Linked DNA regions of Mus musculus: regions 1, 2 and 3 are each linked to region 4. A link is a loop called in an ENCODE intact Hi-C map of the cell type or tissue named here. Cell type or tissue: left cerebral cortex. All regions are shown on one strand.

Evidence for each region. Hi-C counts contacts between places; a loop is a spot of excess contacts. Peaks named below come from ENCODE experiments on the same cell type or tissue, not always from the same donor. Only the 100,000 strongest peaks of a DNase experiment are listed, where the experiment ranks them.
Region 1: a loop joins it to region 4, with 2.2 times the contacts of the local background. A loop is called at or near these places in 20 of 42 quality-filtered maps.
Region 2: a loop joins it to region 4, with 2.2 times the contacts of the local background. A loop is called at or near these places in 7 of 42 quality-filtered maps.
Region 3: it touches region 4 in a loop (2.2-fold over the local background); 27 of 42 quality-filtered maps call a loop at or near these places.

What each region holds. Positions count from the first base shown.
Region 1 is chr17:80,014,176-80,022,175 of GRCm38, forward strand. No RefSeq gene overlaps it. Among named protein-coding and RNA genes, the nearest start is that of Gm22215, 15 kb to the right of the region's middle. In left cerebral cortex, CTCF peaks have their summits at 2,205, 3,411 (motif pointing right), 5,230 (motif pointing right) and 6,537 (motif pointing left); DNase peaks (open chromatin) are centred at 263, 3,432 and 5,235.
Region 2 is chr17:80,202,559-80,210,558 of GRCm38, forward strand. Srsf7 (serine and arginine-rich splicing factor 7) reads right to left here and starts at 4,747. Exons shown (of 8, transcript NM_146083.2): 1 at 4,617-4,747; 2 at 3,290-3,470; 3 at 2,704-2,880; 4 at 1,755-1,829; 5 at 1,564-1,674; 6 at 133-186. The coding sequence starts at 4,644. It also overlaps a transcript of Gemin6 not described here. In left cerebral cortex, no CTCF peak of the experiment used is centred here; DNase peaks (open chromatin) are centred at 3,963, 4,266 and 4,820; H3K4me3 peaks cover 2,685 bases; H3K27ac peaks cover 1,903 bases.
Region 3 is chr17:79,991,914-79,999,913 of GRCm38, forward strand. No RefSeq gene overlaps it. Among named protein-coding and RNA genes, the nearest start is that of Gm41625, 14 kb to the left of the region's middle. In left cerebral cortex, CTCF peaks have their summits at 378 (motif pointing right) and 4,008; a DNase peak (open chromatin) is centred at 3,233.
Region 4 is chr17:79,892,094-79,900,093 of GRCm38, forward strand. Atl2 (atlastin GTPase 2) reads right to left here and starts at 4,030. Exons shown (of 13, transcript NM_019717.3): 1 at 3,816-4,030. The coding sequence starts at 3,933. It overlaps Gm41625 (a long non-coding RNA gene), which reads right to left. Exons shown (of 4, transcript XR_876985.3): 3 at 6,760-6,967; 4 at 5,996-6,056. In left cerebral cortex, CTCF peaks have their summits at 206 and 4,178; DNase peaks (open chromatin) are centred at 3,080 and 4,003; H3K4me3 peaks cover 2,506 bases; H3K27ac peaks cover 1,745 bases.

The DNA.
Region 1 (8,000 bases), 120 kb after region 4:
CTCCAAAAGGGAAAAGGGGCTTGGCTGACTCCAAGTTCAAAGGGTTCTAGATCTTGGAGAAGGAGGCAACATTTGATCTGACCTTCCAAGGATAGTTCAGATTTAGTAAAATAAAAATCAATGCTCCGGTGAGAGAGTGAAGCAGAGGCGGAGGTCCCAAGATAAGAAGTTGCTGGATCTGTAGGCATGCCATTTAGCTAGATCAGACACATGGCAAGGAGCACTGTGTGAACCAGATGGGAGCACGTCCTTAAACAGCCAGGTTCTGCTTCGTGTTGTGTCTGACTCAATCTGAGATCAGCCTGCTCCATGTGCTTTGGGTAGGATGGAGACAGTTGAGCAGCCGTTCTCGGGGATGGTGTTTGGGTTGGTACAAGCAAACTGAACGAGAGTCCTGCAGTTCAGAGGTACCCGTGAGGAGCTGTTTAAGATAGCTATCAGTTCAGGAAGAGAACTTCATCTGTGGCCCATGTTACAAAATTAGCAAAAATTCAGACCTTGTTCATCTCATGGGCTGCATGCAGATAGGACAGGGGAACGTTTATCAGTAAAACCAGGGTGAACGTTTTTCTGTCCTCACATAGATAATGGCAGGGAGATGGTGTGTCCCTAGCACCATGTGTGGAGTAAGTAGTAGCTTACAGTCCTCTTCAGACCCAAAGAGCATGTGTGTACAAGGAGTAGAAAGCATTTATATTATCAGAGGAGGGGACCAAAGCAGGAAGGGTGGACAAGGATAGCCCTGTGGGCTTAAAAAGTATCAGCGGTGCTAGGACGCTGTCTCCAGCCCGCAGACATTTCGGACCCACCCTTTCTCTGCCCGACCTTCCTGCTCTTTATTTCTACAGCACTATCACCGTGGTACCTAAAAATTCAGATCTGCTCATTAAGTTCAAAAGGACCCCTGAAGCTGAGCTTAGAGAAGGAGCCACAAAATGAAACAAACTCCTGGGATGATGGGACCTGGCAGACACGGAGAAGAGGAGCCAGCATCCAATATTTATCAAATGCCCACAGGGTGAAAAATCTTATTAGCTGCCTGGAAACTTGGAATAATGAGTCCCTGTTTCCTGCCCTTGAGGACTTAGAGCCTCTAAGGCAACCACAGGCTTTCTGCAGTGCATCCGTAACGTTAGGGCAGTCCGTTATTCCAAAGCTAGTCCTTGCCAGAAGGAACACTCATCTCCAAAGGACACAACGGCTCAGCCCAAGCTGTACTGAGGGCAAACCACTTTGGGAAGGGAGTCATCAATACAGAGACTTGTTTAGCGGAAGGATTCATGGGGCTCCCAAAACTAAACCAAGAGTCTCAGGGCGGTGAGAAACCGAGGTCACTGGAGGCAAGATTCACAAACTCTGTTCAAATGATAGCCAGAGAGGCCAGATCCGTGGTTCTAGCTCCCATTTTCCCACCACTTCCACAAGTACTCTAAAAAGAAGACTTAATCTTGGGGCTGGAGAGATGGCTCAGCAGTTGAGAGATTTTACTGCTTCTATAGAATCTGGATCCCAGCATCTACACTGGGTGAATCAAGGAAAATCAACACCCTATTCGGGGTTCCATGGACATGACCTCAATCTCTCTCTCTCTCTCTCTCTCTCTCTCTCTCTCTCTCACACACACACACACACACACACACACACACACACACACACACACACACTAACTACAAGAGGGAGAGGAAGAAGGAAAGAGGGAGGGAGGGAGGGAGGGAGGGAGGGAAGGAGAGAGAGAGAGAGAGAGAGAGAGAGAGAGAGAGAGAGAGAGAGAGATCTTTATTTGAGACGGGGTTTCTCTTCCTATCTCTGACTGTCCTGGAACTCACTCTGTAGACCAGACTGACCTTGAACTCACAGAGATCCTCCTGGCTCTACCTCCCAAGTGCTAGGATTAAAGGTATGTACCACAATGCCTAGCTATAAATCTTTCTTAAATTGTTTAATCTTGTTCGTCTGATAAATATGGATCTACAGTTGTCTTCTTTAATAAATCTTTTTAAAAAGTATTTTCATTGTAAATTGTTTATTTGGGTTTTTTTTTGTATTTATTTATTTTATATATGTGACTACATTGTAGCTGTCTTGAGACACACCAGAAGAGGGCACTGGATCTCACTACAGATGGTTGTGAGCCACCATGTGGTTGCTGGGAATTGAACTCAGGACCTCTGGAAGAGCAGTCAGTGCTCTTTTTTTTTTTTTTTTAAGATTTATTTATTTATTATATGTAAGTACACTGTAGCTGTCTTCAGACACTCCAGAAGAGGGAGTCAGATCTTGTTACAGATGGTTGTGAGCCACCATGTGGTTGCTGGGATTTGAACTCTGGACCTTCGGAAGAACAGTCGGGTGCTCTTACCCACTGAGCCATCTCACCAGCCCCCAGTCAGTGCTCTTAAATGCTGAGTCATCTCTCCAGTCCTACAGTTGTCATTTTCTTTAATTATTTATTTATTATATGTAAGTACACTGTAGCTGTCTTCAGACACTCCAGAAGAGGGAGTCAGATCTCAATACGGATGGTTGTGACCCACCATGTGGTTGCTGGGATTTGAACTCTTGAAGAGCAGTCAGTGCTCTTAACCGCTGAGCCATCTCTCCAATCCTACAGTTGTCTTTTAAGCCACGAATCAGAATATGATTTGACAAAATATTTCAAATTATCCTAATATTTTCAAATATTTCTAGAAGCAACAGACTTTTTAAAGGATGTGCAGTGAGTATGAGCACACTGGAGTCTATGCAGAATGTATCTCATCAGAGACCCCACCACTGGCAGCAGAGTACTGAAACCAGGGCTCTCCCTTAAAAGCCTGGGGCTGGGGACTGCAGAGCAAAAGGGGTCTGCCTGGAATTCTCCCATGACATTTTCACACGGTCTTTATTTCCAGAGAGTGAAGTTTTGGATCAAGGTGGTGGTGGTGGTGGTGTTGCTGCTGCTGCGGCTGCTGCTGGGGCTGCTACTGTTTGTTTTGGTTTCGTTGGTATTGGTTTGGTTTGGTTTTCGAGACAGGGTTTCACCGGCTGGCCTCCCTTTATAAACCAAGCTGGTCTCGAACTCAGAGATCCTCCTGACTCTGCCTCCCAAATGCTGGGATTAAAGGTGTGCGCCATCACGGCCTGGCCAGGGAGCAAGTGTTAATCTCCAAACACCTGCTTTCCAGGAATTCATTCCCTCAGCCCAATTTTGGTTCTGAATCTCACACAAAGCATCTGCGTATCCATCGTCCGTATGTACTTAAAAAGGTGGTTGTCCTTGGACATTTTATTTCTTCTAAAGTAAACTCCCTGTTGCCTTCTGATAGTCTTGGTTTCCGGCCCTGTGTTTTAGAGTGCTTCTTCCAAGCTGTGCTGATTGACCGAGCGGCGACACTTCTTTCTAGCCATGACTCTACTAGAGTCATGGCATACATTGGCCACTAGGGGACGCTCGAGGTTCCCTTAATTCACTCTAGTTAAGCAGCTAGGATGGATGGTCAAGGGCACTAAGATTTGAGCCAATGTGATTTGCATTCTCCCTCTCTCTCTACGGGAAGCTCCTGCCTCTGGTCTTATCAAAACATAAAAATAAAAATAAAACATGCATACACAGCGCCGCATTATCTTTCTGAACCAGCTTTTCTTTTGGTTCACACTGAAACCGGATTAAAACGGAAAGCTATTTCCTACACAAAGCTAAATCTAGATCCTGAAGCAAGGTTTAGCATCATGAGATGGCTTGGGGTTTAGACAAAGCCCTGGGCATCTCTGTGTTGAGGTTTGACTGAGGTGGGAGGAGCCAGAGTAGAGCGTCAGTATTTGTCTCAGTTTCTGGACTGTGACTGCCATGTGACCAGCCGCCTTGAGCTGCCTCTACACAGTTCTAAATAAACCTTTCCTTCCATAGGCTGGGTCTTTTATCATATCAATGAGGAAAATCACTAATACATCTCGGAAGTCAGAAGGAATGGGATTTATTTGGATAAATAAGGCTAGGGTGTGACCCCTAACCTTTGGGTCCTGTCAAAGCAGTTACCTCACCAAACCCAAGAGACTACAGCACTTATACTGTAGAGCCTGTGTGCTTAGTTGTTCTCCCTTAGGAAGATTCCTGCTCAGATGCAAATTTGCCAATAGTTTTTCCTCGACATGACTCTTCACAGCCAGACATGCCGTTAAGCTCTGTGACACGCTATTCACACAGTATACCCATCTAGACATTGATCAGAAAAGCCTCCAAGGGCTTGGTCCTTATCTGACCTTCTCCAGACAGATCCCAGTGAAGGATCTTATCTTGCCCTTGGTGGGGCATCCAGAACCAGCCTCGAGTGACAGGAGCTACTGTGTAGCATGTGACCTTTGGCCTGCAAGCTTGAGTCCCCAGCAGAGTCTGCTCAACTGTAAAGCAATACAGAATAGCCAGTGTGTAATATGTATATAATGTATATAATATGTATAATATGTATATATGCCCAGAGAGACCTTCCCTTCAGGTAGCTATTGAAGTTCTGTGGATTCACCCTGCATCCACACCCTGCACGTGTTCTTCCAGCCTTTCTAATCTTCTTGGTATGTTGTAGCAGGAAAGGGATGACCTAGCCTCCGGTGGGACTGCCCCGCCTGGAGTACCTATAAACACAACACCCTACCACAACCTTGTGTCATCCCCTCCAGCGTCCCGGAGCAGGGTTTATCTGCCAGCTTCAGGATGAAAACAAAGCCCACCCCCACTCTAATCGCGTTGCTTATTTGAAGACTGAGTTCCTTGGTTGTCACACCTGTCGCATACTACTGTAAAGGCAAGAATGCAAAGAAAAAAATACCTAGAGGACTATATGCATTAACACATTGATTTCAAGTTCTTAGGGATGTTAAGGGAATCCCATAGGCAAAAGGCACGCACGCCCTTCTCAGCTGAGTTTGCCCTGGACAACGTAGCTGGCTTGGCTCAGGGGCTGCCTCCAGCTGCCCTGCACCACACTGGACCTTGCAGCCCTGCCCAGTTCTGCCCCGCGCCCTGAGCCCCGGGGCGGAAAGCACGTCCCCGGGTCATGAACTTGGGCTTGTAACTGAAAGGCCCCCAGGAGTTTGGTCCCTAGAGCACCTGAGCTGAGCGTTGCAGGGGCCTGCTGGAGCACCCGGGATCCTGCAGTACGAGTGACGCCAAGGGCACTGGCCTGTCAACTATCCTAAACTGCCACTGTGAGACTGCGCACGCTCGGGCTCCGGTGCTCGCAGACAACAGGTGGCGCCACACAGCCACCAGCAGAGAACCAGGGAAAGGGTCTCCTGCTTTCACTGCAGGAGGCACACCAACGGGGTAAAGGCAGACTCGGAAGATAATCGTCTAATGAGAGAAAGAAAAGGTTAAAAGAAAAAAAAATCCATTTGACACTCCCAGATCAATTTAAAAATTTAGAGGAGACTGGGGAGGTGGCTCAGAGGTTCATAGCACTTGCTGCTATTGCAGAGAACCCAGGTTCAATTCCCAGCACATATATGGTGACTCACAACCATCTACAGATGCTTCCCGTCCCAGAGGGTGCTCCTTCCTGATGCCTGCAGGCAACAGACACACACCATTTGCACGGACACATTAGACAAAACATTCAGACACATAAAATAAGTCTTGTTTGTTTGTTTGTTTGTTTGCTTGTTTGCTTGTTTCTGTCTTTTTCCTTCCTTCCTTCCTTCCTTCCTTCCTTCCTTCCTTCCTTCCTTCCTTCCTTCCTTCCTTCCTTTTTAAAATGAAACTTAGAAACACACAGGGAAAGCTGTAGGCGACAACGGCACTGAATATCCAGAACACGAGTAGCAACAGAGATTGCTGTTTAAGAAAATGAGGTGGAAGTCCTATCACATGCCTGTAACCTGTAATTCCAGAACTAAGGTTTAGGCAGAACACCAGCACTCCAAATTCCAGACCAGTGGCAGCCTGGGGTACATAGGAAACTCTGTCTCAAACAGGGCAGGGATGCAACAGGACCCTCAACCTCAATAGACCCTGAGACCTTAACACAGCTGACCACATGATGTTAGGACCATTCGTGCTGTAAAACTCAGCAGGTACAGAGCACCACCTGCCAGAACTAAAACAGACCTAATCCACCAAACTCCATAGTTCCTAGCCATGGTGGCACACACCTTTATTCCCCACACTTTGGAGGCAGAGGCAAGCAGATCTCTGAGTTCCAGGCCAGCCTGGTCTACAGAGTGAGTTCTAAGATAGCCAGGACTACACAGAGAAACCCTGTCTCCAAAAACAAAACAAAAACATTTTTTTAAATAAAGTCCATAGTTGTGGGAAAGTCTACGTGCACTAACCTTGCTCTTTGGCTTCTATAATTCCACTTCTAACTAACTGTCCTTGTTAACTGAAGTATCTCAACCCAGAACATGGTTTGTTTGTTTGTTTGTTGTTTGTTTTTGTGTGTGCTTAAAAGCTCAACCTGAGTGCTGGAAAGATGTTAAGAGCACTGGCTGCTCTTGCACAGGTCCTGAGTTCAAGTCCCACAACCACGTGGTGGCTCACAACCATCTATAGTGAGATCTGGTGCCCTCTTCTGGCAAGGAGGCATACACACGGGCAAAACATTATATACATAAATAAATAAATCTTCACAACTAAAGAAAAAAGCTCACCATGAGGAAGGCTCTTTGTTACATTGGGATCCCAAACACTTAATGTAGTTGCTGGCCTGCTAATGAAGACTTTCTATTAGCTTAAATCTGTGTCTGAGCTTACCTCTGGTGGATACCCTACAACAGAGAAAGAAGTGTGTGTGTGTGTGTGTGTGTGTGTGTGTGTGTATGTGTGTGTGTGAGATTAAACACACATTTTTAAATTTATTTATTTATTTATTTAAACACACATTTTAAATTTTATTTATTTATTTATTTATTTATTTATTTATTTATTTATTTATATGTAAGTACACTGTAGCTGTCTTCAGACACTCCAGAAGAGGGCATCAGATTTTGTTACGGATAGTTGTGAGCCTCCAGATTTTGTTACGGATAGTTGTGAGCCTCCAAGTGGTTGTTGGGATTTGAACTCAGGACCTTTGGAAGAGCAGTTGGTGCTCTTAACCGCTGAGCCATCTCACCAGCTCAATGCTATCCCAAAAGTCCCCCATACCCCCCCAACTCCCCTACCCACCCACTCCCACTTCTTGGCCCTGGCGTTCCCCTGTACTGAGGCATATAAAGTTTGCACAACCAATGGGCCTCTCTTTCCACTGATGGCCGACTAGGCCATCTTTTGATACATATGCAGCTAGAGACAAGAGCTCCGGGGTACTGGTTAGTTCATATTGTTCCACCTATAGGGTTGCAGATCCCTTTAGCTCCGTGGGTACTTTCTCTAGCTCCTCCATTGGGGGCCCTGTGATCCATCCAATAGCTGACTGTGAGCATCCACTTCTGTGTTTGCTAGGCCTTGGCATAGTCTCACAAGAGACAGCTATATCAGGGTCCTTTCAGCAAAATCTTGCTAGTGTATGCAATGGTGTCAGCGTTTGGAGGCTGATTATGGGATAAATCCCTGAGTATGGCAGTCTCTAGATGGTCCATCCTTTCGTCACAGCTCCAAACTTTGTTATTTATTTTTCAAGACAGGGTTTCTCTATGTAACTCCAGCTGTCCTAGAACTCACTCTGAAGACCAGACTGACCACAAATTCAAGAAATCCACACACAAAAAACAAAAGCAAAGAGGTCCTGAGTTCAATTACCAGCAACCACATGGTGGGTGACAAACATCTATAATAAGATCTGATGCCCTCTTCTGGTGTATCTGAAGACAACTATTTCTTTAGCAATAAATAAATAAATAAATAAATAAATAAATAAATAAATAAATAAATTAATTAATTAATTAATTAATTTTTAAAAAAGAAAAGAACAGAAGATTCATTCCTACAAAAGAAAGTTGCATGGCTGGGACTTGAAGGGTTAATTTTTATGTGGAAATGTCATACATTTACAAAAGCTGAGGGAATAACAGTGAGTTGCCCCAGTATT
Region 2 (8,000 bases), 310 kb after region 4:
TGCAGATATTTCTACTTATCCAAGCTTTGGGCTAACACCCATTTCTCAATAATTTTCAACACTTTGAACTCTTTGGATATTGGTGCTATATAATTAACTATAAGAGCACTAAATCGGATAGTCTGACCCTACCTGCTTCTTGGTCGTGAAATAGACCTGGATCTTGATCTCGACCTTGAGCGGGATCTTAATAAAAAGGAAAGGGGACACAATTACACAAGCATGCCTTTATAACAGAGCACCTTCCCAGATAGGATAGATAGGATAGAAAAGAGTAGAGACAATTGCTGCACAAGTCTTGCCTTCTGTCTATCCAATGTAGCACAGATGATCCAACAGGGAGATTTCAAATACACAGAGAACCACTATTTCATATGACTACTTCCATTATGTACAATTTGGTCACTACTTCTATGGAGGCACAACAGCCCCATCTTCAAACTCTTATACCACAATTATCAAGTGGTTCTATCCAATTACTAAGTTGACTTTAGTCTGGTTATCAGAGTTAAAGGTCCGTAGTTTGTCAAGCCAAGTTAGACTGGCCATAAATCTTTTAAAAAACCTTGGGACCCTATAATTAAGTCTATCTAGAGATGGTTCAGTAACTTTCTCAAATTGATTAATTTATGAGTTTTAAACAGCAGTGAAGTGGCTTTTACACACAACTGCTTCATCTGTAGTAGAAATTCCTATTTATAAAAAACATGTTATAACCTTTTAAGGACTTCTTACAATGAATAGGAGTAAAGTTGACTTAAATACATTGAATCCAAATGTAAGGGTAACCCCTAATTCAGGCCAGGTGGTAATAGCAAAACACCTTTAATCCCAGCACTTGGGAGGTGGAGGCAAATGGATCCCTTCAAGTTTAAGGCCAGCCTGGTCTACAGAGCAAGGGCAGCTAGGGGTACACACACAAAAAAAATGTTGTCTATTAAACTAAAAAGTCCACTCAGATTAAGAGGCAGGCAGATCCTGGCTCCCTCCTACTCTCAAACTTACTCTTTCCAAAAATGTTTTAAATTTACATTCACTTATTCAGAGTATATGTAGAGAAGGTAATGTCACCATCTCTAGAAGTCAGAGAGCAATTTGGGGGAATTGGGTCTCTCCTCCCTTTACATTGGTTCCAAGTTTAAGCAAGTTATCAGGTTTGATGGCAAGCTTTGTCACAATTCTCTTCATGGAGATAGCATCCTATCTGGCTAAAATAATTTACTTTTAAAAAATCTGTTTTGAGATGGGGCATGTACCTTTTTTGTCCTCCAATCCCCAGGTCCAAGTTATTTAGTCTAAGTGCTAGGAGTACAGGTGTGCACACCCTAATATTGAAGCACCCCATTTGAATGAAGATACTTCACTGTGTCACCAAGACAAGACGATCCAGCCAGGATCCAGTGGTGGCGCTCACCTTCAATCCCAGTGATTAGGTGGCAGAGGCAAGTGGATGAGTTCAAGGCCAGCCTGGTCTACAGCCAGGGCTACACAGAGAAACTCTGTCTTGATAACTAAAGCTACGACAATCCATCTACTAGTAAGCAGGAAAAATGTGCTACATACTGGAAATACCTCGATCCTATTATAGAACCAGACCTAGATCTTCTGAGTGAAGCTGATCTTGATCTACGAAGAGACACAGACCTTGATCGGCGAGGAGATGCTGATCTTGACCTAAAATTTAAAGAAGTTCTTAAGCCCATCTGTCTTACTTTTTCCCACTTGTTAAAATTTGAATTTTACAAATTTCTCACCTCCGTCCTCGGCTCCTGCTGCGGGAGCGAGAGTATCGCCTTCCCCTGGATCGGGAATGGGATCTAGATCGTGACCTATTTTTTAAGTTAGAAAAATACAACATATTAGACGATAACTCAGTTTTAGTGTTTGTGTACCTCTGCTGAAATCAAATCTCAAGACTATTTAAAATTTAGTATCTCATTTGGAAAAACTCTGGGCCTATTAAATTTTTTTTTTTTACTAACCTAAAAAAAGATTTGTTAAAAGCTGAATTACAACTTAGAATTACAAAATATAAAACGCCATAATGTGTATTTAAAATAAACCTTGCAAGTTTGCAGGTCGACCCTCTTTGGCCCATGGTCTAGTAGTAGGTCTAGTAGATCTAGATGATCTAGAAGTATCTATAGCCGATCGCTGCATCTAGATGTTTTCTTCAATCTAACGACGATCAAACTGACAGCCAAAAGAGCCAGATGAGGCTTGATTGACGCAAGAAGATTTTTCTAGTTGGGAATGTGGTCAATCTGGTGTTCCTCTTTCTAAAGCGGAGGGGGCCCCAATTGTAAGCCAAATTTACTGTTACGGCGATCACCGACTCAAATTTTCTGCCCTTTAAAGAATAAGGTGAAGCTAGGTGTAGATGACTCGAGGGGATCTGGCCTCTTATGCTGATCACCTCAAGGTCTAGGAGGATCTTAATTGTCGGATTTGCAAGGCGCCTCAGCATGATATCATAAGGCTCGTGACATTCTGAATCAAGGCGACTGACTCAAACGAAGAAACCTGAAAGGTTTTGACCAGGTTGATTATTAATATAGTAACATTTTTAATTAAACAAAAATTGTAAAATACACCTGTACAATTAACATTCAAGTTTATAGAAAAACACTAGTTTCTGCCTTGCTAATAAAAGAATTACTTTGATTAACTAGAATACCAACCATTCCTTCATTAATTAAATACCTGCTTCTTCTTCGTCGGCTATAGCGATGACAGTCATAAGCATAATGTCCCTTTTCACCACACTCATAGCATCTATCATTAGGATCAAAGGGACGACGGGCAGGTGGCCTATCAAAACGAGATCTCCGAGGCATGCCTGTTGATAGTTCAACCCTCACTCGAGAACCACAAATCACTCTACAAAACATAAGAAAATGCTAATGTTAGAATACACATGTGACTTCTAGATTTAAAAATATCAACTGCTATGTATATAAAGAAAATATCTAATAAAAATTAATTTATTAAAAAAATGTCAACTGCTCATTCTCTCTACACGGTTAGTCTTTTGTTTACAAAACCCCGCCAATTCCACCTTTAGTCCTAAATCTTAAGTTATCCAGTGCCTGAAGGGTAAGGCATGTGAGAGGCTGACAGAATGAGGGCTCCAACCACCACCGGAGCTATATGGTGAGTTCCAGGTCAACATAGGCCAGAGACACTATCAAAAATAAGGTCCACCCCCAGAGAGTCTATGATTAGCACCGAGATTACTTATCCAGCCCGAGGGAATATTTTAAAGAAATTTGAAAAACAACCCACTTACTTCCCATCCAATCCTCGAACTGCATCCTCTGCATCTCTAGGGTCTTCAAATTCCACAAAGGCGAATCCTGGAGGATTTCTGGCAATCCACACAGTTCTTAAGGGCCCATAGTAACTGAATGCCCTTTCTAACTCTCCTTTACCAGCACCAGTTCCCAGGTTACCAACATATACCTTGGTTTCTGTTTAAAAAATGTAAACAGAACAAATGTTATTCAACGTGTGATAGGGAATTCATTTCTTTAAAACAGACCATCCTTAAAGAGCTGTGCAACGTACACGTTTTGTTTTGGAGACTCTGAGCCAGCTAAGTGATCTACTCGGAGCCACCCTACAACTATGTTAGCTATACATCGCTCAAACGACTCTCAGGCCTCAACCTCCCTGAGGCAGCTAGTGCACCACCAGGTCTGGCTCCCTTTATTTAGAGGTCTTCACCAAGTACTAAATCTTACAGCGTGAAAGACTGGAAAGCCAGACCTGCGACCAAGTTCTGGCGCTCTTATAGGAAGGAAACCCTGGGAGACTGCAGCGGGAGCATGGTAGACTTGAGGCGTGCGGGGTGGAGGTGGGGCCCGGCTCGGGCCCGCCCCGCCCCCCGAGTCCCCGCAGCCTCGGGCACAACAGCGCGCGGGCTCCGGCGGCCCGGCCTGCGGAGAGGTCTACAGCGAGGATCAGGGCCGAGCCAGTTCCCGGCTTCCACAGCAGGCGCAGGCTCACCCGAGTCCCCGCCCCAGAGCCAGAAGCCACGCTCGAAACGGCGAAGGAAAAAAAAAGAGAGAGAAAAAAAGCCGTCGCCGCTTGCAGCGGTCTTCCCCTCGCGCTACTCCTCATGCCGACCAATTGTTGGACGACGCGCAGCTCGCAGCTGCCGGTTTCGTTCCGTCTCCAGCCCAACCCGAATCTTAACGCCCATCATCACTCCCCGGCTCCAGTGGCGGGAAAGCGCTGAGGAAATGCGCCACCACGGTCATCAATGTGCTCAAAATGGCAGCCGCCGCCGCCGCCGAGGGCGGGGGGTGGGGTGGTGGAGGCGGGCGGCAGCGCGGAGAAATGGCCAACGCCACCACGGCGACCCCGCCAGGCTTCGGCCTGTCCAGGAGAGACCAAAAGGCGCCAAGCGCCCGGGCCCTAAGCGGCACACATGCCCTCCAGTCCCGCTCGCCCTCCTCCTCCCCGCCCCCGCGGCCTCGGGCTTCGTACAGCGTGCGCAGGAGCCGCCATTACGCACGCGGAATAACCGTCTCTAACCGCCGCGCCGCCCCTGCGGCCCCGCTCTGCTCGGTCGGCGGGCAGCACCGTCCTCCCCTGGGGCCCTGGCCGCTTACCTCCTCCATACCGCCCGTAGCGTGACATGATGGCCGGCCCGTGTACTCGGCTCTAGCTTGGAATGCTCACAGCGCGAGTAGCACGGAAGCGGCTGCGCAACCTCCTCTGCCTGCAATCCCGGCGGCACTACAAGGAAGAGGCCGGAGTCGCGCTTATATAGGCGGCGGGCGGGGATTCTTTTTTTCTGCGCATGCGTTGTGTCAACGTTCTGCGCGGCACAAAGAAGCTGGGCGGAAACAGCCTAGAGGCGGGGCGGAGGGAACTTAGAGCGAGACTCTGCGAGCGGAGCGGAGGGATACGTTTCCATGGGAACGCCGGGATCTTGCCCATAAACCTGTGGCCTTCCGGCGGTCTCCTGCTCCCTCCCCTCCCCTTCCCCTTTCCTGAACCCTGTGGGTCCTCCTAACCTCTCCCAACCCTTTTACCTCTTCATTTTAATCTAGGAACTGACAGCGACCGTAACCTAAGTACAGGTACACTAGACCGTTCTGTGAAAGTCCGTAAAATTTAACCGCTGCTGTCCCGGTCGCCACCTTTGGGGTACCTGGCCTAGTCTGTGTTCAGTGATCTTTAAGGCTCAACAGAGGTAATTAAACTAAGACCAGTGTGAAAATAACCCTTACTCCACAGTTATGTCTAATGGTTATTGCATCACGGGCCTCAAAAGGGATGACTTCCCCCGGGGAGTCTGCATAATACCTCTCCTTTTTGCACTGAGTCACTAATTTGTTAGTTTGATCTGAGTACTTGGGGGTTTGCTGAAACAAAGGGATAGGGTTGTGGAGAAGGGGTTCTGGCAATGTTAAAGTTGTGGCAAAACTGTAAAAGTTTGCAAGCATACTGAGCCGAGACAATTCTTGCATCTGAAGCACAAATTTATTTTTCCCTTCTAGTGCTTTGGATTTTTTAAAAGTTGTGTGTGAATTTTTACTTAAAACCTTACAGCTCAGCCACTCAATACGTATCAGTCTCCCTGAGTTGCTTAAAATCTGCCTTTGAATTCTGCATTTGCCAAAATTCAACTCTAAAAAGAGAGCTAAGTTCTTTTTTTTTTAAGATTTATTTATTTATTATATGTGAGTACACTGTAGCTGACTTCAGACACTCCAGAAGAGGGAGTCAGATCTCATTACCGGTGGTTGTGAGCCACCATATGGTTGCAGGGATTTGAACTCATCATTTGAACTCAGGGATGACCTTAGGAAGAGCAGTCAGTGTTCTTACCCACTGAGCCATCTCACCAGCCCAAGTTCTTTTTATCAACCAGCAAAAAACAAACAAACCAAAAAAAACAAAAAACAAAAAACAAAAAACATTACATCGTAACTACTTGGAATACTCAAGGGTTGGAAATTTTACACATAAAAGAGGAAGTTCCTAGGTACGTGTATTTCATCTCCGTTTTCATTTGCTGTGTGTGGATTCAGGTGTGGAGTGCTTTCTCTAAAGGAGTCCTTCTTGGTCAATAAAGCATGAGACTCTTTTAAAAAAAAAAAAAAGATTCATTTGTTATTTATACGAGTACACCGTGGCTGTCTTCAGACACACCAGAAGAGGGCATCAGATACCTTATAGATGGTTGTGAGTCACCATGTGGTTGCTGGGAATTGAACTCAGGACCTCTGGAAGAGCAGTCAGTGCTCTTAACTGCTGAGCCATATCTCTAGCCCCTCCCCCCCTTTTTAAAAGCAAAGACTCTTAAGTACTACTAATTTATATGTATGTTGATTTTCAAATATTTAAAATTATAGTGTCTCAACAAAAATCTCTGGCAAGAAAATAGAAACTCTACACAGTGAAGTATATTGTTCTGCCTCAGTCTTACTACACAGTATATTGTTCTGCCTCAATCTTCCTGTGTTTGCTTGCCACAGGAACTTCTGCAGTCCAGGCCTCCCACAGATTCACTATGTATACAACCCAGAGCTTTTTTTCATGCTAGAGAAATATTCTTCTAATCTGCTTCTCTCTGAAAGGCATTGAGCAATAATTATAAACATTTGTATTCTCTCTGAAGGAATAGCAATTCTATAAAGTCTAATTCCACTTTTTTGTTTGTTTGGGATTTTGTTTGTTTGTTTTTCAAGATTGGAGTCTTTCTGAGTAGCCCTAGCTATCTTGGAATTCTCTCGGTACACCAGGCTAGCCTGGAACTCAGAGAGACCCACCTGCCTCTGTCTCTTGAGTGCTGGGATTAAATGTGTATGCCACCATGCCCAGCCTCTAGATTTGAGTTTAAATGAATCTACTTGGGTCAACACATATTCTAACATTTGCTAATATAAGCTATTGAGTGATTATTATTATGCCACAGTTGTTAAATCTTGGCTATTGGGGGCTGGTGAGATGGCTCAGTGGGTAAGAGCACCCGACTGCTCTTCCGAAGGTCAGGAGTTCAAATCCCAGCAACCACATGGTGGCTCACAACCATCCGATCCTGAGATATGACTCCCTCTTCTGGAGTGTCTGAAGACAGCTACAGTGTACTTACATATAATAAATAAATAAATAAATAAATAAATAAATCTAAAAAAAAATCTTGGCTATTACCACATTAAAGTTGGGGGTTATGGCTAAGACAGGAAAATAATTAGAGGCCAGCCTGGGTTACATAGTATTATAGTATTATAATCCTATGATCTGCATAGGAAAAACCCTATCTTTGAATTTAGAACAACAAAAAAAGGAAGGCAGAGTATTCATAATCTTTTTACATCAATTTTTTTGTTTTGTTTGGTTTGGTTTTTTGAGACAGGGTTTCTCTGCGCAGTTCTGGCTATCCTGGAACTCACTCTGTAGACCAGGCTGGTCTTGAACTCAGAAATCCACCTGCCTCTGCCTCCCAAGTGCTGGGATTACAGGCGTGTGCCACCACTGCCCAGCCCAATTTTTAAAATTTATCTTCATTTATTAAATGAAAAGAGTTGAACAGTTGTTTTTTGTTGGTGGTGTTTGTTTATTGAAACAGGATCTTGCTGTAAGCTCTTCCTACATCCATCTTCCAGTGTTCTGAGAAAAAGTTGACTATATATGTAATGGTGGTTTTACCTAGTGCCTGAGGCATGCATGCAGGAGACAAGGAGAAAGTTTACTTTTTCTTTCTGCTTTTTCAAGACAGGGTTTCTCTGTGTAGCCCTGGCTGTCCTGGAACTCACTCTGTAGACCAGGCTGGCCTCGAACTCAGAAATTCACCTGCCTCTGCCTCCCAAGTGCAGGGATTAAAGGCGTGCGCCACCACTGCCCAGTGAAAGCTCACTTTTAAATCTTGTTTTCTTCACTGTTTTAAATTTGTTCTTAAATTATTGTCACCTTTATGTCAGATGAGGAAAATTCTACAATAAGACAATCCATTTAAACGTTTTGTGCATCTGTCTCTCTTCTTT
Region 3 (8,000 bases), 100 kb after region 4:
TTCTTTCTTTCCTTCCTTCCTTCCTTCCTTCCTTCCTTCCTTCCTTCCTCCTTCCTTCCTTCCTCTCTCTCTCTCTCTCTCTCTCTCTCTCTCTCTCTCTCTCTCTCTCTCTCTCTCTTTGTTTTAGTTTTCCAAGACAAGGGCGTTTGTCTGTATATCCCTGCCTGTTCTGGCTATCCTCACTCTGTAGACCCAGGCTGGCCTCTAACTCACAGAGATCTACCTGCTTCTGCCTCCCGGGTGCTGGGATTAAAGTCATGTACTGGCTTAGTCAGCATTTTCTTTTCCTTTCTTTTTTTCTAAGATTTATTTATTTATTATATGTAAGTACACTGTAGCTGTCTTCAGACACTCCAGAAGAGGGTGCCAGATCTTGTTACGGATGGTTGTGAGCCACCATGTGGTTGTTTCACCTTGAACACAGACATACATGTGTTCAGATCCCAGGCTTAGGGGAAGGGGAAGCAAGCTGGCACCATCTCTCTCTCCTTCCTGACCCTTGAAGTCATGTGACTAAACCATGTCCCCTCTACCATGCTTTCTCCACCATGACGGACCATGCTCCCTTAAGCCCTTCCTTCCTTAAATTCCTCTTATTATTTTCTCAAAGGAATGAGAAAAGTAGCCAGGAGACTCTGAGCCACATTCCATTGGCTAATGTCCTTCATATCGAATGCAATCTTCCTGTACCCCTGATCAGGACCTCCCAAAACAGAGACGACCCCTGGCCCCAAAACAATCCATATGCCAGGCCAAGAAAAGCTAGCCACCAGGAAGATGGCTATAGCTACTCTTTCTAAAGAAGGCTCCCACTTATTGAAGATGTTTAGACTCTGACACCCTTTTGTGTCCAAAAAAAAAGAATGTAAGGTTCTTATAAAAACAGAAACAAAACAAACAAACAAACAAATAAACACCAAAACAGAGCAGTCCAGGAAGACAGGACATTCTCAGGAAGGGCTACCACTGTCCCATTTCTTCAGGGCACTCCCATGAGCCAACTTTAGGAGCTCTAGGACCAAGCATAGCTGTGTCACTGTGTCTTCATTTTCCCATGTGTCTTTATAGCTAATACCTATCAAGTGTGGGGACCCAGGCCTGATCCGCCCTTACAACCCCAAAGCACTGAGATAGGATTGCTCCATTCTGTTTCTTAGCAGTTCAAGGTGAGTAATCCTGAGCCTTAAGTCTCCGAGGCGGTAATTTGAGTGTTGGTTCTTACTGTTGCTCCAGTTCCCACACATCACATGGAATTGAATCCCCGTGACTCAACGGAAGAAACATTTATTCTACATCGGGAACCCTAAGTACTTCCTTACCAACTAGCCATGTGACCTAGAAAAAAGATGTGTGAGGTCCATCCTGGAGTTGATGCTATACAATGTATCTACTACCTAGGACCATTTTAGAAAGAAATCCTACAGACTGATGTATGTGGATGTAAGAGTATACAATGTGCTAGGCCAATGATTGACCTGAGAACCCAGACATACCGTGAGGAGTATGAAGACAAAAGAATTCAAAAGCAAACAGTCCCGCCTGGAAAACTGATTAGATTTGGGTTCTGCAAGGATGCCTTTGTTACAAATTTCTTAGCCTTGGCGAGGCCTCTATTTTCTTACCTGTAAGATGAGGGTATTAACAGCATCTACTTCAGGATAACTAAGTTAGTGCTGAAACAGTGCCTAGGGCATAGTAAATACTCAACAGATGTCAGTACTGTGACTGAAACATCACCCTGGCCACCCCGCATGTGTGTGTGTGAGTATGTGTGTGTGCTCCCAGAGTCTGCCTTTGCACCTGGGTGTGAAGGAACACGTTGTGGCCCTCAGCATTCTCGAAAGGAATCTTGGTGGGTCCAGTTCCCATCTCCAGCATGCATGGCTGGTGCTGGGCCTTCTATTCAGCCCAGCAGACTGAGAAATCACACATGTTCTCACTTTCCACGAGCCTCCGAGCTCTCCTTACCTTCACCACCTCCACGGGGCGGTGAAAAGGGACCATCCTAGAATCCTGTTCCACATCCATTGGATTGTGCTATCCCAGAAGCCTCCCCTAAACCCAGTACACCACATCTACTTGGAAGCACAAGCACACCGCATGCAGAATAGAAAAGATACGTCCAGAAGCTGCCTAGGGCCTAATAGCCCCTATGGGAAACGCTGAAGGATTGTCATTTGCTTTAGACGTCTTCAAAGAACTTTGGCTTTCATTTCCCTGGTTTGGAAACATAGAAATATATTCCTTGAATCTGAAACAAAGTCGGCACTTTTAAGTGTGTGTGTGTGTGTGTGTGTGTGTGTGCGCGCGCTCGTGCGTGCGTGTGCGTTTAATTGAAATAGATTTACGTCTCTTTCCATCCCCATTTTCTCTCCCCAACCCCTCCCATGCCACCCACCCTCAAGTTGATAGCCTTCAATTCTTTATTACACACACTCACACACACACATCCACATGAGAATGCAGTTGTGTGTATGCACACAAACATACACAAATACAGCCTTCTGAGTCCATCTTTATTGATGATGTCTATATGGTTTTGAGGCTGACCACTCTACACTGGACAACCAATAAGGAGGCTCATCTCTGAGAGACACTAATTCTTCTCCCTGCAGTCATTAGTTGGCTACAGTTCTTTGTCTAGGACCAGGGCTCAAAAAAGTTTCCCCCTTCCACATTGATACTCAGGATCTATGATGCAGAGATCAACAGATCCTGGGGACCCCACCTCCCATTAGTCTACATCATAGATCCTGAGTCTCTGGCTCAGGGAAGAGGAGCCAGAAAGTCTGCCAGAATACCAGGAAGTCTCCGGAAATAGTCTCTCCTAGAACTAGGGCATAAGCAAAACTGAAATACTAGCAATGTCAATAAGCATATCAATGTGTCTCACTAGGTAGTCCTAGCTGTCCTGGAACTCACTCTATAGACCATGCTAGCCTCAAACTCACCTGATTCACCTGCCTCTACGTCCTGAGTGCCACCAGGTAGTGCCACCACTACCTGGCTTGAAGTGAGTACTTTTAAAAGAGAGTTTTATGTGAACACTACAAACCTACTCTTGTTGGTAAAGCTGATTGCTGGGGGCAGTTGAGATTAACCTCATTGGTGGGCCCTGGAGAGGCATGCACCGCACCCAGCCTCCACTGGCCTCTCCCTGCTTTGGAGAAGAGCCATGTGAGCAAGTGAGCTCCAGCCCCAGCCAGAAGGCCTGGCCTGGTCTGACCAGCCTGCTTGGCAAAATGCTGGGCCAAGAGGCTTCTCTTTGCCATCTCTCCACCCAGTTGCTTCTGCATGATTTTAATTCAACCTGACCTGAGATGACCCTACGGTTGGCCCCATGGGGGTGGGGTCCCCTCTAGGACAAGAGAGTGGCATCAGGTGTCCATTAGTCCCTTAGTGTCTCTTCTGTGTGTTGTCAGCTGCTGGCTGGATTGCCACACTTTCACAGAGCATCTTGTCAATGACACCCTCGTGTCCAGCCAGGGTACCATCCTTGGCTCAGAAGTGTAGATTTCCTAACACCAGATGTGAGCTGTGAATGTCATGCAACAGGGACTGGTTCCCAGGATTTTTTCAGATGGCACAGAGGCCTTTGTCCTTGAATCAGTTCCCAAGTCAAACCTTGGGCTCTGTTACCCCAGCCTCCAGAGTTGCTCCATGAGTAAGTCTTAGGTAAGAGCTGACATCATCTGGCCTGAGTCTAACCCAGATGCCATGGGCAGCCCCAGAGAGCCAGGAAAAGGTTCTCGGGACATTTGCACCAAGTCACCTGGGTCACCCAGACCCTGTGGAGTGGCTGTAAGCACTCCAGTGGACCAGGCATGACAGCTTCTCTCTGTAGTGGTCAAAATACTTTTACAGGCTTTCTCTTGTCTAATCTCAGAATTCTAAGTTTGCTTTTGGGTGATGGTAGTGGTATCGATGATGGTGGTTTTTAAGACAGGATTCCATGGAGCCCAAGCTGGCCTCAAACTCCTGATCTTCCTGCTTCTGGCTCCCCAGTGTGGCCATTACATGTGTCTGCCACTGTGCCCAATATCAGAACTTTTTTTTTTTTAATTCAAGATGTTCTGCAAGATAAGCTACTATTACCGAGAATCCCATCTCGAAACTCAGTCAAGGTCTGTGACATCACAGGATCTGGACTTGCTCCACTCTTCAGACAATATTTAGACACTGTCAAATTACCATAGCCAGCTAAGACACACACAAGGTTCTGTCTTGGGAGCAGCCAAGGTTACCTTTCTTCTCTGATCCTTGGCTGTAGTGATTATAGTCCAAACCTTTAAAGACAACCTGGAGAGGAGGCTCATAACTGTAATCCCAGCACTCAGGAGCCAGAAGCAGGAGGACTGCTGTAACTTCAAGGTCAGTTTGGGCCACAGCTCCAGACTCATATGCCCCATAAAGAAACAAACAAACAAACAACAACAAAAATCAGAATAAAGCAAAAGACTGTGTGTAGTGGCACATGCCTTTAAATCCAGCGGAGGCAGGTGGATCTCTGTGAGTTCAGGGCTAGCCTGGTCTACAAAATGAGTTCCAGGACAGCCAGAGCTACTCAGGGGGGGTGGGGGTGGGGAAAGACCATCAAAGAGCATAAATACAGGATCAGCTATAGCTACAGACCCTCCCCACCGATTTTTTAAAAATCACTGATGGGTATTTTTATAAGGAAAGGAAATGAGTATTCCCATAAGGAATACTTTCTAAACCAAGGCTATCCCATCATCCCACTTTTCTCATTATCTCATCCCTCCTCCCCCCAGGACAGACGACAGGTAACATCACTGGCTAAACAGCAGGAGTTCAAGACCAGGGACGGGAAACATCCTTACCCTGCGACATGGTCTAAAGTAGGCCACAGCCACCAGCTGGGGCAGGGAGGTGGCAGGTGATAGTCGTCCAGAGGTGTGACCTTAATGCTATAATATCCGAGTGGGAGAGAATGGCGAAGTGCCTGTGTGTGTGGAGAGAGAGAGAGAGAGAGAGAGAGAGAGAGAGAGAGAGAGAGAGAGACTGGAGTGAGAGTAGAGGGCAGAGGCAGAACCTGTGAAGAAAAATCACCTGTTGTTGCATCCAGAAAAAGACAGTATGAAAACAGCAGCTTGGTTTCTACAGAGAAACGTGTCTGCTTCACAAGAGAAGGAACCAACCATTTGCATGTAGAAACAGCACACCAGCTTTGAGCATCGGCTTCAGAAGAGAGGATGCTCAAAGCGGCATTGGAGGCCACAGAGGGGATCAGAAAGCTGGAGCCACCTGGAAAGAATTCAGCAATATTGGGGTCAATGCAAGCTGAGCCTTCTCAAGTCCGAATCCCCGAGTCTCGGGGCTTAGACTGCTGTTTATTCGGCTGTGTGCCAACTGGTTAGATTCAGTAGTGAGAGGCATCTTAGGGACCAGTGGTGACTGGCTATGAATTCCTGGGTATTTCCTTTGGAAAGGTCGTTTCTCCTAACCCTGGATTGTTCTGGAAGAAGGTGGCCTAAGGGCTTAAATATCTCACACCCTTTCGCTGCTTAATGGTCTCTTTGTGGCTTTTGGATGTAACATCCTTTGCAGAAATAGACAAAGTTTATGTCATCTAGTTCAGTGCTTCCTGGGTTATGCACATCATCATATGTGTTCCTTTAACCTTGGGGAGGAGGGTGCAGAGCCAGGCTAGAGTAGAATTTGATCAACTCAATCTGCCGTCTTTGTTTAAACTGAGGGAAATGCAAAATGAAAAAGAAAGAAAGAAAGAAAGAGAGAGAGAGAGAGAGAGAGAGAGAGGGAGGGAGGGAGGGAGGGAGGGAGGGAGGGAGGGAGGGAGGGAGAGAGAAGGAAGGGAGAGAGGGAGGGAGGGAAGGAGGGAGGGAAGAAAAGAAAAGAAGGAAAGAAAAGAAGAAAAGAAAAAAGAAAAAAGAAAAACACAAAGGAGGAGGAGGAGGAGGAGAAGGGGAAGGGGAAGAGGAAGAGGAAGAGGAAGAGGAGGAAGAGGAAGAGGAAGAGGAAGAGGAAGAGGAAGAGGAAGAGGATGAAGAAGAAGAAGAAGAAGAAGAAGAAGAAGAAGAAGAAGAAGAAGAAGAAGAAGACGACGACGACGACACTGGGCTCCCTCTGAGTTAGCTAAATTAGCCAGGCAACTGAGAAGTGTTCCTTAGACCTGCACCAGCTGTGTCTTTCCTTGGGAAGAGTTGGGAAAAAGACATGTGACTGGTAAGCAGTAACTAAGACTGCCCACATGATTCCTGGTTCTTTTGCATCTTTGGATTCCATTATTGCAAGATATCTCCAAAAGAAATGCACATGATACGCACTCACTGATAAATGGATATTAGCCCAGAAACCTAGAATACCCAAGATAGAATTTGCAAATCACATGAAACTCAAAAATAAGGAAGACCAAAGTGTGGATACTTCATTCCTTCTTAAAATGGGGGAAAAAATACCCATGGGAGGAGTTACAGAGACAAAGTTCAGAGCTGAGACAGAGGAATGACCATCCAGAGTCTACCCCACCCAGGGATCCATCCATAAACAACCACCAAACCCAGACACTATTGCATATGCCAGCAAGATTTTGCTGCTAGGACCCTGATATAGCTGTCTCTTGTGAGGCTATGTCAGTGCCTGGCAAATACAGAAGTGGATGCTCACAGTCACCTATTGGATGGAACCCCGGGCCCCCAATGAAGGAGCTAGAGCAAGTACCCAAGGAGCTGAAGGGATCTGCAACCCTATAGGTGGAACAACACTATGAACTAACCAGTACCCCCCAGAGCTCGTGTCTCTAGCTGCATGTGTAGCAGAGGATGACTTAGTAGGCCATCAATGGGAGGAGAGGCCCTTGGTCTTGTGAAGATCATATGCCCCAGTACAGGGGAATGCCAGGGCCAGAAAGCAGGAGTGGGTGGGTTGGGGAACAGAACAGGGGTGGGGGTATAGGGGACTTTTTGGATAGCATTTGGAATGTAAATGAAAAAAATATCTAATTAATAAAAAAAGATTTCTTGGCACTGACTCTTCTCTCCAGCTGTAGGGAGCACTGGAATCCGGCTGTAGGGAGCACTGGAATGGGACTTTACGGTCCTTCACCATCAGGTCACTTTGCCTCCCTCCCACAGCTAACTGACTCTCTCTGCCTGGTTCCAGGCCTGCCAACACTGCATTCCAGGACAGATGCAATTCCTTCCTGCTCCAGTCAAACAAGATAGATGAGGGCCAAGGACAGATGTCTGTTAGGGATGCCAGGAGATCTGTGACCCCTGCGGATTCACTTGAGAGAGGCCCATGGTGAGACAGCTCACCCTGCAGGAGAAGGCTGAGTTACGTAAGCCAAGTTCGTGGGTTTGCTCTCTGCTCTTCACCTGTTGCTAATTAATAAGCTGCCTGTCACAGCCCAACAAGAAAATCATCTTCCTACTTAAGCAAGCTCACCTCACTGTAGGAGTGAAGACACATCGGCAGAGTTATCAGTCCAACAATACCACATACAGGACCGAAGGGATGAGAATATGCTGATGAAAACCATCAGGGCCCCTGTTCCGCCATGACAGAATCACAGACATGTGTTGTAGGTCAGCAGCTCTGTTCAACTCATGCTGTTCACATAACAAGAATTACCTCCAGTGCACAAAAAAAAAAAAAAAAAAAAAAAAAAAACCCTGCAGAATTGCTTTGAGTACAGAGTCAGACAAACCCAGTGGTTCCCTCCAGATGGATGTGTGCAAAAGCTAGGGAGTGGGGCTGGAACTCTCCGGTTCTGACACGGTCAAATGAAGCTCAGATCCCAATAGCGAAACAAAGCCTTCCTGCCCACGACACCAACAACAAAGCTTGAGGTGCAAGGTAGGTCAGGACCAGGGGACAGGACCAGCGGGAGAGAAGGGAGCCCTGGGGACGTGGCCCAGAGCGTCAACCAGTGTGGAGGCCCCTGTGAGTCCTCGGAGGTGATGTGTGGGACGCTGACCTAGTTTAGATGGCAAACACCTGAAGCGTAGCTGCCTGAAGCA
Region 4 (8,000 bases):
TCTTAAGCGCGACACGGAAAGCAAACAAGAAAGCCCAGCCCACTGACTTCACTCCCACAGCAGTCAGCCATATCTAATCAATCATATGTGGCAATCCACCGAATGGCCCTCACCTCCTCTAAACCTGGTGAGAAATGGAGCAAGTACTGAGAAGCTTCAGTAACTGGAGAGACAGCACACTCGCCCTCCAGTGGGAACAGCACTGAACTCCCTCCCCAGAAGAGCGAGCTTTAAGAAATAAAATGCAGGGGTTTTAAAGTATTTTGTTAAGTAACAAATAGGACCTGTCACCCAGCGTTCAGGTTCCTATCTCGGTGGCAAAAGAGAATAGGAGATGAAACAAAACTTCAGAAATGAATTCATTGTGAAATGAAGTTTAACTACTCTGTGGCCAAATCTATTTTCCTTAAGGTTAAAACGTAAATAAAGTGACCGACTTCTCTGAAGCAACACACCTGGGATCTAAAACCCTCAAATGGCTACAAAATCAGAATGCTACCGCCCTTGAGAAGGAAAAGGAATAAAAATTGTTCCTCTGTTCTTTGCCCAGAGAAAACCCTCCTTATAAAGTCATTAAATGAACATTTTAAAAAGTTATTCCTACTTCTGCACCTAATATTTCTGGCTTTTGAGAGCTTACTTGAAAAAGCTTTGTTCCCATTTGTACATCAAACCTATGTCGAAACTGAGCACAAACAAGAGCTGTCAGTGTGCCTCACAGTTAAAGTGTCTTCTACTCCAGCAGTATCACCCTGGCTGGTGTTCAGTCACCCTAGGGAGCTGCCCAGTTCCAGCTGTAGAAAGGTTAGTTATCTAGGAAAAAGTGTCACAATTTTATTTTGGGGAATAATCAGAAATTTTACCATAAAGTTAAAAGCCACACTAAAAAAGAAAGGCTGTAGAAATAAATGGCTCAGTGAAGACAGCAAACCCACACTCAGTTCCCAAACCCACATAAAACGGCTCACAACCGCCCCTAACTCTCTCTCCAGGGATCTGACCCTCTGGCCTTTGTGTGCACCTATACTCAGAGCATACACGAACACATGCAAGCACACACACATTTTTAAAAATAAATATTTAAGAAGAAACAAAACAATAAAAATCCTGAAAGCCTGTGCACCGTTGTGGGGCCCACCTACAGCTACAGTCTCATTTTCTCTCCTGCCTTGTTTCCCTGTAACAATCCCTTTACTGTAAGCAGCAGCTTCTCCCTCTCCCCGTAAAAAGTCCACAGAATTTCCAAAGCACGTCACCCAACAGACTGAGCACCGACAGAAAGACTCCTAGAATCCTATCAACTAGAAGGTCAATCATACAACCATGGAGTGTTGGATCCTAAATCCACTCTGGAGGCAGGCGCACTTAGCCTGATGTTTGGAAGACCCTCGGTTTGATCTTCCACACACGGAGGGAAATGTCTTGGGGGTATTTTCTTTTTCTACATGAGTTCACACAAGCACACAATTTAGTTTGTAATGCAGGTGACTCAGAAGCAAACTGGCGGTGTCGGGCCTGCCTTAGAAGTCATTTGATAGGAATGGCTGTTAAGTGAAAGTCTTCCACACATGACCACCAAATGAAAGGCCGAGATCTATGAGCAACGGCAGAACAGTTAACAAATGGTAGTCGAGCGCTACTTATCAAGTCTATAATGACAATTTTGGAGTTTTGGTTTCTGTAAGAAACACAAAAGTATTTTAAGACTACGTTTTCACTTGAATCCCAGGTGTGGGACACGGGGCTGCTTCAGACTGTCCACACAGGTGTGGGACACGGGGCTGCTTCAGGCTGTCCACACAGGTGTGGGACACCGGGCTGCTTCAGACTGTCCACACAGGTGTGGGACACCGGGCTGCTTCAGACTGTCCACAGCCACTGACCAGGATTTCCCAGCTGCAGAGTTTCTGTGATTGTGTGTTAGTTGGAATTCTGTGGAGTTTCCTGACAGTATATAAATGCTAGAGCCAAAGGAGGCAGTGTGGGTTGATGGTCCTTTGTTGTTGTTAAGTAGTCGGGCACAAAGAAGAAACAAGAAGAAAAAATTACATATCCTGACAGCGAAGATCAAACTTGCCCCAAGGACACCCCTAATCAGCAGGAAGTAGTCTAACGATAGAGTTGCCCCTTTCCCACCCCTGACTTTATTCAGGGATCTCTTTCCTCTCTCTTATCTAGGGGGTGGAAAGTGTGGCAGAAAGGGGTGGAGAAGGGTGGAAGAAAGAAACCACAAAGTAGCCAAAGGCGATAGTCCCAAGACACTCTCTCATCTCTTCTCAGTGTCCAATAGCATAAAACATGCTCTTACCCATGACTGAATCAAACTTATGCTTTTCCTATTGCATACATCAAGTATGTTGACACTACATCTCAAACTGTTCTCACACACACACACACACACACACACACACACGGATTCCAAAACAAATCAGCCACCTAAGGTTTTTAAAAAGCCTCTCTGGAAGTATTTCCAAGGGCAGAGGGCTACCACTGTAAACAGTTCTGACAAGAGTTTGTAGTTGACAGGTTAACAAACCTCATTTCTTTTTCTCGTTCGAAAATTCTAAGTTATCCTCACCTCTGACATATGTCCAAGAGCTACCATAAATGGTGAAATGTAAATTAAAGTTTTCTATAAAGTGTCTGTGGTAAATATTTAATCAAAATGTTTTAAATTTTATCCAGTAAAGCCTTTATCAGATTGTGGAAAAGGAAATACAAAAGCGATCTCATACCCGGTGTGTTTACTCTACGCTTATCTTGACCTCAGGTATCTAACCCTAAGCCCTTACGATTTCTAAGCCTTTGAAAAACTTTTCCGCCTTTAACCATCGCAACTCTCAATAAGGACTTCGTGCGTTCAATTCGCACCACGGTGAAAGATCAAATGCTACACTCCTAAAAATAGGGGTGCTGTGAGTGAGAGCAACACACAACACCGCGCTGCCAACGCAACTGCGTCTTCGACGGGGTAGGGGCGCCATGTACACACACATACAGTAGGAGCTCACATTCAGCAAAACCCAGGAACGACGGGATCAGGTGACTTCAAACCAGACACTCTCAGCCTGAAGCGAATGACTCGCAGCCCCAGGGCTCCTAACCCCAGTCTGACAACCGGAGCCAACACTTGCAACCCTGGCCAATCCACGCACAACTCGTGCGAATGGGTTCGGCGGAGCCAAGAGCTGGTGAAGCTGAAGCTGAGCCCGGGCCCCAGCCCTGGCCTGCGGACTGCGGCTCCCATCGGGAAGGAAGGGTGTGTGAGTGTGTGTGGTGTGTGTGTGGAGAGAGCTCTGCGACCTGGCAGCCAGGTGCCAGCGGTTCCCGCGTCCACCGCCACCGCGGGGCCCAGCGCGTCCCGCTCGTCCCTCCCTTCCCGGCCCGCGTCAGGCACCCAGGGCAGTGAGTGCCCGCCGGGTGACCGATCCCGTACCGCCCGCCGACCTCCGCGCGTCCCGGCCCCGTGGCCCCGGCTCAAGGCCGCCCCCTTGGGTCGGGGCGGACACCGCGGCGGCCACGCGGCGGCGGCGGGCAGGGGGCCGGGCTGCCCGTTCCCCCGGCAGCTGGGAGAGCCGAGGCCCGCGGGCCGCCCTCTCAGGCCGCGCGGCGGAGCGTGGGGCGCGGCTGCCGCTAGGCCCTGCGAGCGAGCGAACGAGCGTGCGAGCGAACGGGCGGCCGCGGCGGCCAGAGCCGAGCCGAGCCCAGCCAGCCGCGGTCTTCGACCCCAGCGGGCGACCGGTGCCCGCCAGCCCGAACGGCCGCAGCCTCCCCGACTCCCGGCCCCCCGTGGCCTCGGCCCCTCCGGCCCGTACCTAGGGAGGTCGTAGACGAGACGTGGTTAACTCCGACGCTCGAGTCGCTGGTCTGTCGCCGGCGCCTCAGCCCCTGCTGCGGCTGCTGCCTTCGCGCTGCCTCGTCCCCCTCCGCCATCTTGTACCGATTTAAAATTAACTCCCCACTGACGTCAAACGCCGCCGCCGCTTTATCAACCTCCCGGGAGCCGGCGGGGCGGCCTGCGGGTCCTAGCGCCGCCCTCTGACTTGCGCGGCCCAGACACGCCCAGCCACGCCCATCAGCGCCCTCGCTCCTCCTCCGCCCGGGCCAACCTGCCGCGGAGCTCCGCAGCTCTCAGACTTCTAAGGAAGAGTTGGGGAACCCCCACTGCGGCCGGCGCCATCCCGTCCCTACCTTCCCGCTCTCGGGGCCACACCCCCTTGCCGCAGGGCGGAGAAGGCATCTCCAGTCCCTCCTTTCCCAATTCTCTTCGCATCTCTAACGTTGACTCTGCACGTGAGGTTACATTCGCATCCTTTCCCTCCTAGCTTTCTTACCCCCAGCCCTCTTCCCTGCGAAGCCAGTGCCTGGCTTCTCCTGATATCTTGGCCCTACACAGAAAGGTTTTCTCTTTCCACCACTATCCTACAATTTGTTTGCATTGGCTCCCCATCGCCTTCTGAGGCTACTTTACCCTCTCAACTATGCATATCTGAAACCCAAAAAAATACCGCTCTGATCAGAGAAGGAATTCTAATACATCCTCTCCTAACTGTGATGAACCTTCTTCTGGGGATCCACTGGCATCATGTAGAAAGTTCGAGAAACTTTATAACAGATACGTCAACCTGTGGAGGCAGCTGTGGAACACAGTTCTTAGTCTCATGAATTTGTACCACAACCATGGCTGCAGGAGAAAATCCTTTTCTCTTGAAAAAGTGGGAGCCCAGGTGTCCAAATGATTGTCTTACCCCAACCTCTTAAGCCTATACTTTGCAACCTTTAATTCCACAAAACCTCTAGAAAAAAACCGTTAGTGTCATCAAACTTTGGAGGGCATCATTCCAGATGGGCTTTGGTTGAACTGTCTGGGGATTAAGTCACCTGTTCTCTATCTTTGGAGACACAGATTGTGAGTTCCTTCTGCACTAACTCTGTGTGCTGCTCCCATGTTTCCTGAGCAACCTAGTAAGGGACTTGCTTGATAGTAGGTGTGCTTGCTTGCTTGCTTTTCTTTTCTTTCCTTTCCTTTTCTTTTCTTTTCTTTTCTTTTCTTTTCTTTTTTCTTCTCTTTTTGTTTGGTGGTGGTGGTTTTTCAAGACATAGTTTCTCTGTATAAACCTCTGTATAAGCCTTGGCTATCCTGGAACCCATTTTACAGACAAGGCTGGCCTCAAATTCACAGAGCTTGCCTACCCCTGCCTCTTGAGCGCTGGGATTAAAGGCATGGACCCCCACGCCTGACCTTAGATTTTCTTTCATAATCTCTCTCTGTGATAACTATTGGAGATTGTACACTCCGCGGTGTGCAGGTGCTTGGGCATGAAAGAAGATGTCAAGATGAGGATTTTTGCCTTCAAAGACCAAAATCCCATTTATTGTCAGTGGTTACATGACACTGAGCACACCCTATCAGATATCCTGGGAAAGTTAGTCATTCCCAAAGCTGTGCTGCTGGCCAACTGGTCTTCAGAGGGGGTTCTACTCGCAGACACTGGCATCTCATCAGCTCTGCTACAGCACCCCAGATAGAGCCACACCTCCTGGATCCAGTGAATATAGAGAAACCTAACTCAGGTCGTCACAGAATGAACACTGACCCACGGTCAAATCCAAGTTTAAAAAGCCACCTTCATTATAGTTACCTCTCTTCTATTCAAACCAAAGAGACACATTCCAGACTTCTTTCTCCTCTTTCCACCCAACAAATCTTCTATTGTCATTGTGACTGCTGGATCTCTCCCTAACTCACTTCCTCTCCAGCACCACCCTAGCCTGTATCTTCATTCAACCTCCTATCTCCCCCACTCCCCTGTAACAAAGTATTTCCCTTCTCCTGTAGACTCTTCACCCAGCCGAAGGTTTGAGTTTTGTTTTGTTTTGTTTTTTTTAACATACAAATAGGATCATAGGGTTGCTCTGCTCAGGGTAAAGGCCAAACTGTAGTTGACAAAGGCTTTTACAATGTGAAGTCTGCCATTTTTCTTTCTGTTTCTCTGCCTCGTTCTCCAGTCCATCACTGGTTCCTTCATTCTTTGATTCCACACAGTCATCTTGTTCTGGGATATCAAAGACACAAGTGATTAAAACGGACAAACAAAATGGGGCTCATTCCCCTTGTGGGGTGTTCAAGAATGGGTAAGTTGGTAAATAGATGAATTAAAAGTCTGAATCCCCTACTGATTCACCCAATGCTTCTAAACTTCCAGGTTCCACTGTGCTAGGCTAAAGCATTTTCACGGGATCACATCACCATTCTGAGACTATGATCTTCTATCTATGGAATGCTTCCTGTTCCGGGCACTGCTTAAAGTACTTTACAAGTAAGCCATCGAATCTGTAAAACAATCTATCTGTAAATCGGGCTTGCGGTGCTGCAGGTGTGGCCTGGCTGGCCTCAGTAGCAGGTGCCCTGTGGAAAGGTCAGCAGAGGACCTCCTACTATTATCACTGTCCCAGAGCCCTGCTTGCATATTGAGAGTGTCTACAGGGTGCAACTCATGGGTAATCCACAAAAATTCTGTTGTCTTGCCTGCAGTTAGCATGAGTCACATCAAAAGACACACTGCCAAATTGGCAACTTGAACTTTGTTTAATTTCAGAGGATAAGAAATGGGCAGAAGACATTCACAAAGTCACTTAAAATGTCTAAAAATGGCCCTCAAACATAAAAAGTTGCCTTTATGAGAAACACTAAAATGATAAATAGCAACTTCTTCACACACAACTTGGCAAAAATTCAAACTTAACCATGACACTGACCTAGCAAAGACGTGCAGAGCCCTCTTCTCACGAGTTGCTGATGAGAGTGAAGAGCAGTATGGCCCTGTGCTTTTCCAAACAGCCACAAAGCCTGTATTGCATTTCTGTCCATTCATCTAAGCACCAAACTTTAAGTCTCTGACTCCCAACGGCACAACATGTTATGTCCAAGGTTGTCCACTGTCACAGCTCCTGCAGCTGCGAAAGACTGAACACGAGATGTCCAAGCTCAAGAAACTGTGATTAAAAACTCATAATGGGTCTCTGTCTGTCTCTCTGTCCCCCTGTCTCCCTCCCTCCCTTCTTCCTTCTTCCTTCCCACCAGGGACCAAGCCCGAGTCTGCATCCGACCGAGAGGCACGGTCCCGGCTTCCGTGTGTCTCCCTGCCCCCGGGTCTGTCTGTCTCCAAGTTACCATCTTCCCTTCCTACCCCGGCCTGCCTGGCCTCGGCCATAGCCCGTGCAGCTCGGGTCTCTGTCCGTCTAAAAAAAAAAAAAAAAAAAAAAACCTCATAATGGATCACTTTGAAGCTCTTATAAGAAAAAAACACTGTGAATTAATCGGGAGCGATTTCCAAGAGAAACTCTTACAGGGAGGAAAAAAGCAAATTACATAAAAAAGTATGTAGCATGCTCCTTTTTTTTTGGTATGATGAGGGAATAACAAAATATACATGTATCTATTTGCTTATTCAAAAAGACATCTAAGAAGGCTAACTAGGAAGTGATAACATGCATTCCAATGGTAGAAGGAATTACACGTCCCTGTGGCCGGGTGGAATGACACTTCTCAGAGTGTACCTTTTTGTATATAACACTAACTTTTGCAACCACCTATTTTTATCCAAAAGAAAAAGACTATAAATGGAAGTGAAAATTGCAGACAATCTCAATAGTATTTAAAATTAATGATAATCGTTTTGAAAAGGAGAGTAAAGAAAATTCAAATAATCCTAGTACTTTACAAATATAATATTGGACCATACCTGTTTCTTAATCTTATTCAAAGTCAGGAAAAAAGCCACTGAAAATCAGAACTTTAAAAAAAAAATAAACCTGTTTATAGAGATATAGACGATGCAATTGTGTTGGCTAGTTTTTATGTCAATTTGACACACAACTTGGCATCTTGGAATAACTTTTTTTTTTTTTGGTTTTTTGAGACAGGGTTTCTCTGTATAGCCCTGGCTGTCCTGGAACTCACTGTGTAGACCAGGCTGACCTCGAACTCAGAAATTCGC